Linked DNA regions of Mus musculus: region 2 is linked to region 1. Evidence: chromatin loops called from intact Hi-C (ENCODE). Cell type or tissue: gastrocnemius. All regions are shown on one strand. Links, peaks and the distances in the headings refer to the core of each region. The heading gives the core; the rest is flanking DNA.

Region 1 (5,380 bases), core at 228-5,227:
TTCAGATCTACTATACTAGACTGCACATAATTTTATATTAAGAGATTGAAAAAGTGAAAATAAGTCTTCCAACCAGTCACCAGAGATTAAAAACCAGTTAATAAAAATACATTCTGCTCTTGGGAATGGTGAAGCAAGGAACAAAACTCAGTTGGTGCACCTATCTCCCATCCCCCCTACCCCCAACTACTAACAGCTACTAAGAGAAGGAGACAGCAAACCTGTTGTCCCCACCCATTACACAGAAATGCTGCAATGAAGCTGTGTAATTACCCAGGTAATCATAATCCCCACAAAATTAAGATTCATGTGTTTTTTCCACACAGCAAAATCTATTAAATCTACTCTACAAACATCTCTTGAGCCCCTCCTCCATTCTCTCCCGTGTGAAGCTACAGATGAGCAAATGAGTTTGTAGGGCCCACAGAGGGCAACTCCTCCTCACGCAGACAAGCTAAAGACTTCCTAATGACTACCCGAGTAATGTTCCAAAATACAGTTTTCAAAGGGATCTATGCAATGAAAGCCACTGTGGTTCTTTTCACAGCATACTGACAATCTGAAAAGGAGTCTGCATTTTGTCATATTTGAAGAAATTATTATTATGAAAGATAAAGTACACACTGGTGCAAGTGACAGAATTCTAAAGATTAAAAAAAAGCCCGCAATCCTAAACATTAGGCTCTCTTTTCAGATCTGATGGGGCAGTTTTGGCAAGCAGATTAAGCCATTATTTATGCAGCAAAATGAACAAGGCAATTGTTTATTCTGTGCTTCGTCACAGTCTTATAAGTATTCTATTAAAAAAAAAAAGATGCTCGGTCAACAATAGATTGCAGTGTCCAAGTATTCTTTTATCACATAAACCCTTGTTATCTTCGGCTTTTACATTTACATCATGCAAATCTTGGTGCCTCCGCACAGCCAACCGGGCATCTCCCTCACACCTCTTTTTACAAAATCTCAACTGTACTTTAAAAAAAAAAATTATAAACTTGACCTCTTAAAACACATTTCCAATGAATAACCACTCTTCTGGGGAGGGAGGAAAAAAAAACAAAACCACCCAGAATCCTGGCAACGTTTACAGAAACATCTGTGTAGGAACGGACTATTCAACTGAAATAACGCACTACTCCCTTTCAAACTTGGCTGGGCGATGGGAGTTTGGGAGCCCCGAAAGGCAGAAAAGCTGAGTTTCCTGGTGGGGTCTGCTCACTGTGCGCCAGGCGACTCCGCGGTGCGGGCAAGCCGGGGGGCCCGGAGGGCGCGGGCCGTGACTGCAGCCCCAGGTAAGGGCGGCCGGGAGCCCGGGCCTGGCCTCGCGGGCTTGCGCGGCGGGACCCGGCAACGCGACGGCCTTTCCGCGGCTCGCGCGTCCGCACGCTCTCTAGTAATCCAACACCCCGACTTTCAAACGGGAGGCCGGGGGAGAAGTTCTAGCCTCGCGGTCCCCGTCCCCGGGTTGCGAGAGAGCGTGCGACCTACGCTCCATGCGGCCCCCGAGGGCGCGCCGACCCGAGCCCCGGGCCCAGTCCACGGCGGCGGGAACCCGCACCGCCCGACGCACGGGGCGGCCAGGCCGACGGCGGACGGCGCGGCGGGAGACTCCGGGTAAGTGGCGTGGCTCAGCCGTTAACGACCACGGCGCCTCTAGGGCGGCCAGGCGCGAGTCCGTCTGTGAGGCGCGCCAGGCCCCGGGCCGCGGCGCCACAGCCCGGCAACTTCTGGCCGCCACCTCAGCGCCTCGGCGGGGAGAGCGGCCCCCGGGGCCTGGGACGGGGGAGCGCGCCGAGCAGGGCTTACCCCGAAAATGAGTGGCTCCTTCCCTGCCCGCCGCCGGCTGGCTGAGGCGCGGCTCGGCGGGGGCGTCGTGGCTGGCGGCGAACGAGCGGAGAGTCGGCGGTGCGAGCCCTGAGCCGCCTGAGAGAAGACGCGCCGCAGCCGCCGCAGACAGCTCGGCAATATGGCCGCCCGGCGCCTCCTCGGGGGGGAAGGCGGGGCCGCCCTGCGCCCCCTCCTCCCGCGGGCCGCCAGTGGCGGGGCGAGGCCGGGGCTCGAGCGCCAACCCCGCGAGCGTGTCTCCCGGCCGCCCCGGGCGGAATCGAGTGGGCCTCAGCCGGGGGTTGGGGGGAGAATACGCGCTGCGGGGCCTTCGCGAAGCTTTCCCCGCGGGACGAGGACGCCGCGGGCCAGCCCGAGTCCGAAGCCCGCAGTGAACGAAGCGGAGCCGCGCGGCCCGAAGCTCGCCGCGCGCCCGCCGCCTGCCCCCGCCCCGCGAGTGGAAACTTGAAACTCCCGCTGGTGCCAGGGAACTCACGGAGGGCGTTTCCAGCGCCCCCGAGGTGGAGCTGTTCCCGGGAGGAGGGGGGATCCCCTCGGCAGCCGCTCCAGGGTGCAGTTCGGTGCTAGGCTGCAGGATCCCGGGCTAGGAGAGGGAAGTGGGCCCAGTGTTTACAACAAAAAGAACATTAATGTGTGCAGGTTTTTAACCAGCTAGAAAGGCTGGTTGGTTTTAAATTTTGCAGTGTTTTTAACTTCCCTCAAAACGCCAGTGGGTATGACCCTATAATGCGATCAGGTTTTTTGTTCTTGTTGTTAGCAGGGATACTCCTTCCTTGGCGGTTAGAAGGAGTAGGCTGAGAAAGGAAAAAAAAAGTTGGAAGTAGGGCCCAAAGAGCAGCCAAACCTAAATTATTCTAGACTTGGAAAAAGTTACCAGTCTGACCATAGTCTCACTGTATCCACTCGCTAGAGAGAGAGACCGAGGCTGCGTTCTGGTGGGGTTACCTCGGTGCTGCCTGCCCTCAGTACTTTCTGCTGGGATTTAGAGTAACACTTGGTGCCACTTGTACACACAGCAATGGTTCAATCCTTACCTGCCTACCGCGTTCCGTTTACTCAATACCTCTTTCGTAAACGAACTGTCAATACAAATATAACGCGAATGTACGTAATTCTTACAGGACAAATACGCCATCTTTAGGGAAGCCTTAGACTTGCCTTTCCTGAGACAGTAGCTCTTCCAGGGACTCTGCAGATCCTTTCTCTGAGCTTCCTCCTCAGTGAGCTACCACCTTCACCCTCAAGAGACCTCACTAAACAATTAAAAAGCCCCCAGAGACTCCAGGTTAATCTCAGAAGTCTTTAGATTGCAAATTCCTCAAGGATGGGAACCAGCTGTGTGCTTTGTAGCCAAAACAGGTTTAGGTGGTTCTCTGAGACCACCAACTGAATACTTGTGGACCCTCTCCCCACGGGTGCAACAAAGATAGGGACAGTAAAAATGTCATGGGAGTCCCAAGTAGTACACTAATCAAACTAAAGTCGGAAGTCGGTGGTACACTTTGCAACTGAAAACGAAGCATTCATTCGTGGTCTTATGTTCAGAACAGTGAAGTGCTTTCACATGACTGCCTTGTTTAATGATTACAACAACCCTGGGCTCAAGGTAAAAGCTATTATTGGCATTAAAAGAAGCTAATGAATAAAGGGGAGCTTCAAAAAAGTTAGTTGTCAGTATAACCTGGCTAGGAAATGGCAGAGCCATGGCCAACCCCAAAGGCATGTTTGACTCAAAAGTCTGAATCTAAGAGCTCTGATCTTATCCTATGTCCTGCAGTAGCAGATGCAACCCAAGTTGTAGCATTTCAGTTGCCATCATATTCGTAAATATTTAAGTAAAAGATAGTATTCAAGCTGCTAAGATAAAAAGGGTACTCTCAAACATTGTGGATGGGAAAATGGAAACAGAGACAAATATTTAAAAAGCAGTTTGGTGGGAGAGTCAGTCGTTCAGAGGGTCCACAGCTCAGAACACATCTGAAGAAAATACTCTGGAATAGACTAAAAACTCCATCACAGTAATACCTATTAGATACAAAATCAAAGAGGAAACACACATACCGTTGCTTTATTTTGATCTTCACATCAGATATTAGCACTTTTAAATGAAGTATTGAATATTCAATCAAAATATCCCAAAGCCTTCAATGCTGTGGTGTTGGTATGTGTGCCTCCTGGTGCTGAGAACTGAATTTCCTTGCTGAGCACCTAAATGCTCTTCCACTACCCAAAGCCTAATCCCAAACAGTTCAGCTTCAGGGGAGGAAAGAACCATACGTACTTCCTAAAACAGTCTTGTTCTTGAAAGATACCTGATATTATTCAATAGATGTCAAGATATATTTTTAAATAGCATATAAGATGTTTTAAAATCATAGTCAGGTTTAGTGGCACACATCTTTAATGCAAACACTTGGGATGTAGAAGCAGAGTTCAAGGCTAGCCTGGTCTACAGAGTGAGTTCCAGGATATCCAGAGCTATATACTGATACCCTGTCTCTAAAGAAAAATGTAAAATGAGATATTGCCAAAATGTCTATGCTACACTCTTACTAGACTTGCCACAGTATGTTTGCTCATTGTCACTTCTGGAATTCCAACTATAATTTAATCTGGAATTTTAAAGCATTAGTCTCAGTAGCACACGCAAAAGTACTTCCTGAAATGAAGAAAATGTATTTATTAAATGAAGAAAATAATTTATAGATGAAGGGTTTTTGTTGTTGTTTTATTTTGCTTGTCTTGTTTTAGAGACAAAGCTCTAGGCCTCTTGCTAGTTTAAGTGAGGCTGGGATCCTGCGTCTGTTTAGGTGGTGAGGAAAGCCAACAGTGCTGTGTAATATGGCTGTAATAAAAGTTTACACACAGTGTCCAGGGAGACACAGAAGAGAGCAATTCACTCTGAGAGAACTTCCCAGAGGAGGTGAGAGGAAAGTGGTAGGTAGAAGTTGCCTCAGAGAAGCCAGGAAAGGCAGCAGCATGTGATTGATGTCCTGGGGTGGGTGGGGTGGGGAGTGAGGGTTAGAAAGGTAAATTGAGCAGTACAGGATTTTTCCTTTCTAAGACATAGGCATTGAAAAGAGGAATGCCACGTGGGAGTGACCACCTCTATCTAATTGGATTTCAGGCCCACTCCAAGAGATGGACCCTATCCCTGACACTGCTTGTATGACCAAGAGCTGACACCAGAAAGGACCTAGGGGACAGCAAATACTACTGTTCTGCTAAAGGAATGTAGCTACAAAATTACTCTTATTTTCTACTATACCCATAGATCTTGCTATACCCATAGATCCGTGTCTTGCTCAGCCATCACCAGATGGGTTTCCTCCTGTAGTAGATGGGAACAAATACAGGCATCACAGCAAGACAATGTGCAGAGAGAGACCTAAATGCATGTATGTCTCCATCAGAGTCTTCCCCTCAGGGCTCAGGGAACCGTTTAGAGGAGAAAGTAGAAAGATTGAAAGAGCCAGAGAGGCCTTCTAGACACAGGACTCCCAGAGACTGGCAGTATGCTCAGGGCTGCACACGC
Region 2 (5,380 bases), core at 324-5,323, 70 kb after region 1:
CTGGGACTAAACCACCAATCAAAGAAAACACACAGAGAGACTCATGGCTCTAGCTGCATATGTAGCAGAGGATGGCCTAGTTGGTCATCAATGGGGCGAGAGGCCCTTGGTCCTGTGAAGGTTCTATGCCCCAGTATAGACAAATGCCTGAGCTAGGAAGCGGTAGTGGGTGGGTTGAAGAACAGGGGGTGGGGGATAGGATAGGGGATTTTTCGAGGGGAAACTAGGAAAAGGGATAACATTTGAAATGTAAATAAAGAAAATATCTAATGAAAATTAAAAAACAAACAACGAAACAGGGCTTCTGAGAGGGGGGATGGGCAACAAAGTCCTGAGGGTTCTGCCTTCCTGAATGGGATTAGTGCCTCTCTAAAGGAAACTGAAGCAAGCCTGCTTTCCCACTTTTGTCATGCAGTCACACGAGAACTCAGCAAGAGGCACTATCTAAGACTTGGGGTAGAGTTCAGTTGTGGAGCACTTCCATAGCATTCACAACGCCCTGATTATGATTCCTACCACTGAGAAAAGAGAGAGGAAAACATCAATGTCTGGATAATATATGAAATGTTGTGGGAAATATTTAAAACAAAACAAAACAAAACAAAATCGACTTGCTCCAGCACTTATACCGCTGCTCCAGCAGTCTGGCCAACCAAGCATGGGTGGGCAGTGGCCGACCTGTTTTCTCTCATGGAGACTCTGACTCAGAACTCCAAAATCTCTCCACCCAGTTTGCTAGGTTCCCACTGGCAGTTTGCTACCATGCCAACCTTGTGCTTCAAACCCCCCACGGCCTTTGTGGTGTACCTCCAGCAAACCCACACTTTGCTGCCATAACTTTCTCTCCTGAACCTGGATGAACCTCCGCGTGAAGGAAAACACAACACAAACTTAGTTCAGAAAGGAATCCTACTCTTGTAAACCTTATTAAATTTAAATCCTCTGGTGGAGAATCCTGACAGATCTGCCATTGAAACTAGGAGACACTAGTAGCTACATCCTGTCCTCATGCTATCCCTGTCCTCACACTATCCCCGTCCAAAAGTACCTAGCTCTCTCCTGCTACCTCTCTTCCTCTGTCCAACCTGGAAGTCCCGCCTACTCACCCAGTGATTGGTTCCTTTATTCATTAGGGGATTGGTTCACAAGAAGTCATCTGAGTACGTGTGACTCACTCCTTGTCTGAAGCCCCTCCCAGGAGAGCAGAATTAGCATCAAAATACAAACAGCACCAGGCCCATCCACAACAATGAAACATCCAGACTACTAGTGCATTCACCATGGCATCTCTAAGCCCTGGGACTGTAAGCGACAAATCTCTATTACTTGTAAATTGCCCGGCCCAAGATATTGTGTTATAGTAGACTGGATAGACTAAGACATCAATCCTCAACTTATGGAGGTCCTTAGGCTGCTGAGCCAATATTATCAAGTTCCCAAGGTCTTTATCGTCTTCATTCAGCTTACTCTGGGCTGATGAAAAGAGGAGATGGGGGCTATGTTGGAACCTCAGTGTCTCCTCACCCAGCTGCATATGCACTAAAAGCATCATAATCATCCATCCTTCCCCCTCTCCTCCCCCTCTCCCTCTCCCTCTCCCTCCCCCTCCCCCTCCCCCTCCCCCTCTCCCTCTCCCTCTCCCTCTCCCTCTCCCTCTCCCTCTCCCTCTCCCTCTCCCTCTCCCTGGCCCTCTCCCTCTCCCTCTCCCTCTCCCTCTCCCCTCTCCTCTCCTCTCCTCTCCCTCTCCCTCTCCCTCTCCCTCTCCCCTCTCCTCTCCTCTCCTCTCCTTTTTACTATTTTCTGAGACCGGGACTTCCCATGTAGCCCAGGCAGCCTTTGAACCCAAGATTGTCCTGCCTCTTGGGTCCTTCCTTTTGTTGGCAAGTCTCTGTGTGATATTTTCTGATGATGAGATATGTGACACGTTTTAAAGCGGTCAAAAGGCATATCTGTGAAATATAATTCAACACATTTTGTTAACTTTTTAACTATCACAATGATCAAATTATGCAGAACTATACTCCTAGGTGTCATTGGCCAGCTGCAGCTAGTTGGGGGGATTACAAACATCCTCCTTAATACCTTTTTTCTCCTCTCCTCCATGTACTTGTTCTAAAGCTACAGCCTAAAACTTTATGTTTTAAAAATTCACACCTATTTTACTTGTTTGTGTGAGAGTATGGATGTGCATGCATGGAAGTCAGAGATCAACCCCAGGGAGTCTGTCTGTGTGTCCTGAGAACCGAACTCAGGACATCTAAGCTTAGTGGCAAGAGCTACTGAGCTATCCTGTCAGCAATAGGTTTAATTTTAATATAACTATTAATCTTTTACTTCTAATCAAGAGAGTGTCCCAAATGCACCTTTGACCCCCTCATTTCTAAGGTTCAAAGTTTTGTGAAAACAAAAGCACGCCCTTCAGCTCCAGACTAAACTGGTTTGTTATTCTTTGTACCTGGAGTTGCTGTGCCTGCTGTTTACTCTGTTAGTTCATTTCAGACTCTTTCCCCTCCCCTGACTCCAACCAACTGAGGAGGCCACTGGACCTGGCACATGCCCTTCAGGGCTGGTCTTGGAATCTCCAGTTTTGCAAGCTACCAGAGACTGTTTTCTGTTTCCTCGGGCTCCACCTAGCGGGCGGAAGTGGCCAGCACTGTCCTTACTTGGATCTGCTTGGGAGATTCCCTCCCAAGCTACAGAGGCTGGCAAAGAGGGTTAGGAGAGCAACAGATGTGATGTGATGTTAGGACCAGCTGTCTCACAGATGACACTTTCTTATGGTATGTCACATGGTAGAAGACCTTGTAGAGGTTTCAATCTGTGGCTCTCTACCCCTAGGGGGTGAATGACCCTTTCATAAGGATTGCTTAAGACCATTGGAAAGTGCACATATTTATATTATGATTCATAAATATAAAGAAGCAATGAAAACAATTTTACGGTAAGGAAGGTTGACTAGAGGATCTCTGTAGGGTCTTTTTCACTGGACACTAATCCAATTCACGGACATCTGCCCACTTGACCCAGTAGTAATCATCTTCCAAAGAGGACGACCCTCCTATCTGTGGGATCAGGTAGGATTTCAACATATTAATGGAGATGGAGGTGATACGATACAAATGTAGTATGTAGCACTTAGATGTAGTGTTTCTTCTTCCAAACTGTCTGCTCATTCATAGATAGAATTGCCAGACCTTATTATTGTGCCTCATGGATACATGACTTCATTACCTGGGCTAGGAGGAGCTCTCAGAAGATGCACCTTACACCCGTGTCACTGATACTCAACTGCTTGTTCTTCTTAGCATTATCATCAATATTACTTAGGGAAACAACTGTCACGGCACATGTAGCAGCCAGAGGACAACTTTGTAGAGTTGGGTCTTTCCTTCCACTTTCGTGTGGTTTCTAGAGATCAGCCCAGCTTTTAGGCTTTATTCGGAAAATGCTACAGTCTCTTAGGCCCTGATTGCTGTTTTTAATATGCAAACTTTGTCTCTCTGAAAAATCCTCTAGGTAGATACATCATTTATACAATTACACTCTTTTTCTCTACCTTATGTAAGGAAATCTGGTCTGGGATATATATGAATCTCAGACACTTGAATGAGTTTTTGTCTGTTTCAGTTGACTTAGACTCTCAAGTCCCAGGCAATACTTACTGAAAGGTACAATGACACAATGCTGACTTAGACATTGGGAGTACAGTATTAGAATCGCTAAATTCTGAGGGTAGGAAGCATTGCCATGGAAACAAAAGAAGCATGCGTGCGAAGGGCTGATGAGTGCTGTAATGATAAAGCAAGGAAGGGAGGCAGGGAGTGAGAGAGAGTAGATGCTGTTTATGATAAGCAAAGACTAACTGGTGAGGGGCCATTTGCAAAAATCCCTAAAGATAGCAAAGGAAAGCCTGCAGTACTGATCAATTGACTACATGTGGTGTAAAGGATAGAACTCCTAGGCAGAAGAAATGATTCAGTGGTTAAGAGCACTGATTGCTCTTCCAGAGGTCCTGAGTTCAATTCCCAGCAACCACATGGTGGCTCACAATCATCTATAATAGGATCCAATGCCCTCTTCTGGTGTGTATGGAGACAGCAACAGTATACTCACATATATACAATAAATAAAATCTCAATAGAACTCCTACCATGACCACTAATTTGGCCTAAGAACAACTAGAGCACTGGGGTGATGTTTAGCTCAGCGGAAGGGCGTGTGCATGTGGGAGACCCTGAGCTCAATTTCTAACAAAAACAATCTTTTAACAAGGAAAAAAAAAAAGCCCAATCAAGTACCAACCAAGACAGAAAAACTCCAAAACAAAAGTAAGCAAACAAAACTGAATTTGGATTCCCAACACACACATCAAAATCTGGATGCAGTGTAATTAATCCCAGCACTCAGGAGCCACATAATCCCAGGGGCTTGCTGACAAGCCAGTCAACGACAACCAGCAAGTCCCAGGTTCAATGGGAGACCTTGTTTCAAAAACTGAGGTTCAAAAGCACTTAGCAATTGATGAAGGTACCCAACATTGACCTTTGTTCTCCCACATGTACTTAGATGTACAAACAGACACACACATTGGAATCACTATACAATACAATACACACACACACACACACACACACACACACACACACACACATATCCCAGTCATTTTTGCCATTTTAAATTGAAGTATATGTTAGTCTCTACATGGAGATATTAAATCGGTGTTGGGAAATCATATTAGACTAGTGGTCTGGCCTGGAGTGAAAAATTTATGCTTTAGCAAATACAGATCTGTAGATGTATTTTCATCCAGCAGCTGACCTGAGATTCCTTTAATAAAACCAGAGAGAAATAGAAGTTTGAAGATTCGTTCATGGAACACCCTAACATTTATTAGAGTTGGGGGAGCAAAGGAGACCCATGAGACAGAATAAGCAGTGGCCAAGATAAGAGCAGAACTCTGAGTGACGTCAGTTCACACTGTGAGAGGAAGTGTGGCATTTGCTGGTGACATGACAAGTGGTACTGATGAAGTAAGAGAGACAAAAACTGGAAAACTGGAAACTGACCATGATATTTAGCTGGGTGGAAGTTATTTTTGACTTTTATCAATCAGTGACGTGATAACATGAAAGTTGACATGACCGGAGGAAGGACTCTGGGGACAGGAGAGGAGGACAGAGTACACGGAACTCTTCTGGTTTTTTATTTGCTTTGCTTTGTTTTTACAGAAAGATAAATGACAAAACAGTATCTTCAGGGTTATGTAGCATCAAACAATGTGAATTTTTGATATGAAGACCAAGGATTCTGCATGGTTCAGGGATCTTGAACCCATGAGTCACCTAGGAATGTGCTGAGATATACTTTTGATTTTGACCCT

Evidence for each region. Peaks named below come from ENCODE experiments on the same cell type or tissue, not always from the same donor. Only the 100,000 strongest peaks of a DNase experiment are listed, where the experiment ranks them.
Region 2: it touches region 1 in a loop (3-fold over the local background); 8 of 42 quality-filtered maps call a loop at or near these places.

Annotation. Positions count from the first base shown.
Region 1 is chr9:52,044,859-52,050,238 of GRCm38, reverse strand. It overlaps Rdx (radixin), which reads right to left and starts at 2,298. Exons shown (of 14, transcript NM_009041.3): 1 at 1,807-2,298. It also overlaps the pseudogene Gm6981. In gastrocnemius, for the core only: a CTCF peak has its summit at 2,369; DNase peaks (open chromatin) are centred at 1,390, 2,019 and 2,257; H3K4me3 peaks cover 3,011 bases; H3K27ac peaks cover 3,019 bases.
Region 2 is chr9:51,974,841-51,980,220 of GRCm38, reverse strand. No RefSeq gene overlaps it. Among named protein-coding and RNA genes, the nearest start is that of Fdx1, 14 kb to the right of the region's middle. In gastrocnemius, for the core only: a CTCF peak has its summit at 2,641 (motif pointing left); a DNase peak (open chromatin) is centred at 2,624; H3K27ac peaks cover 261 bases.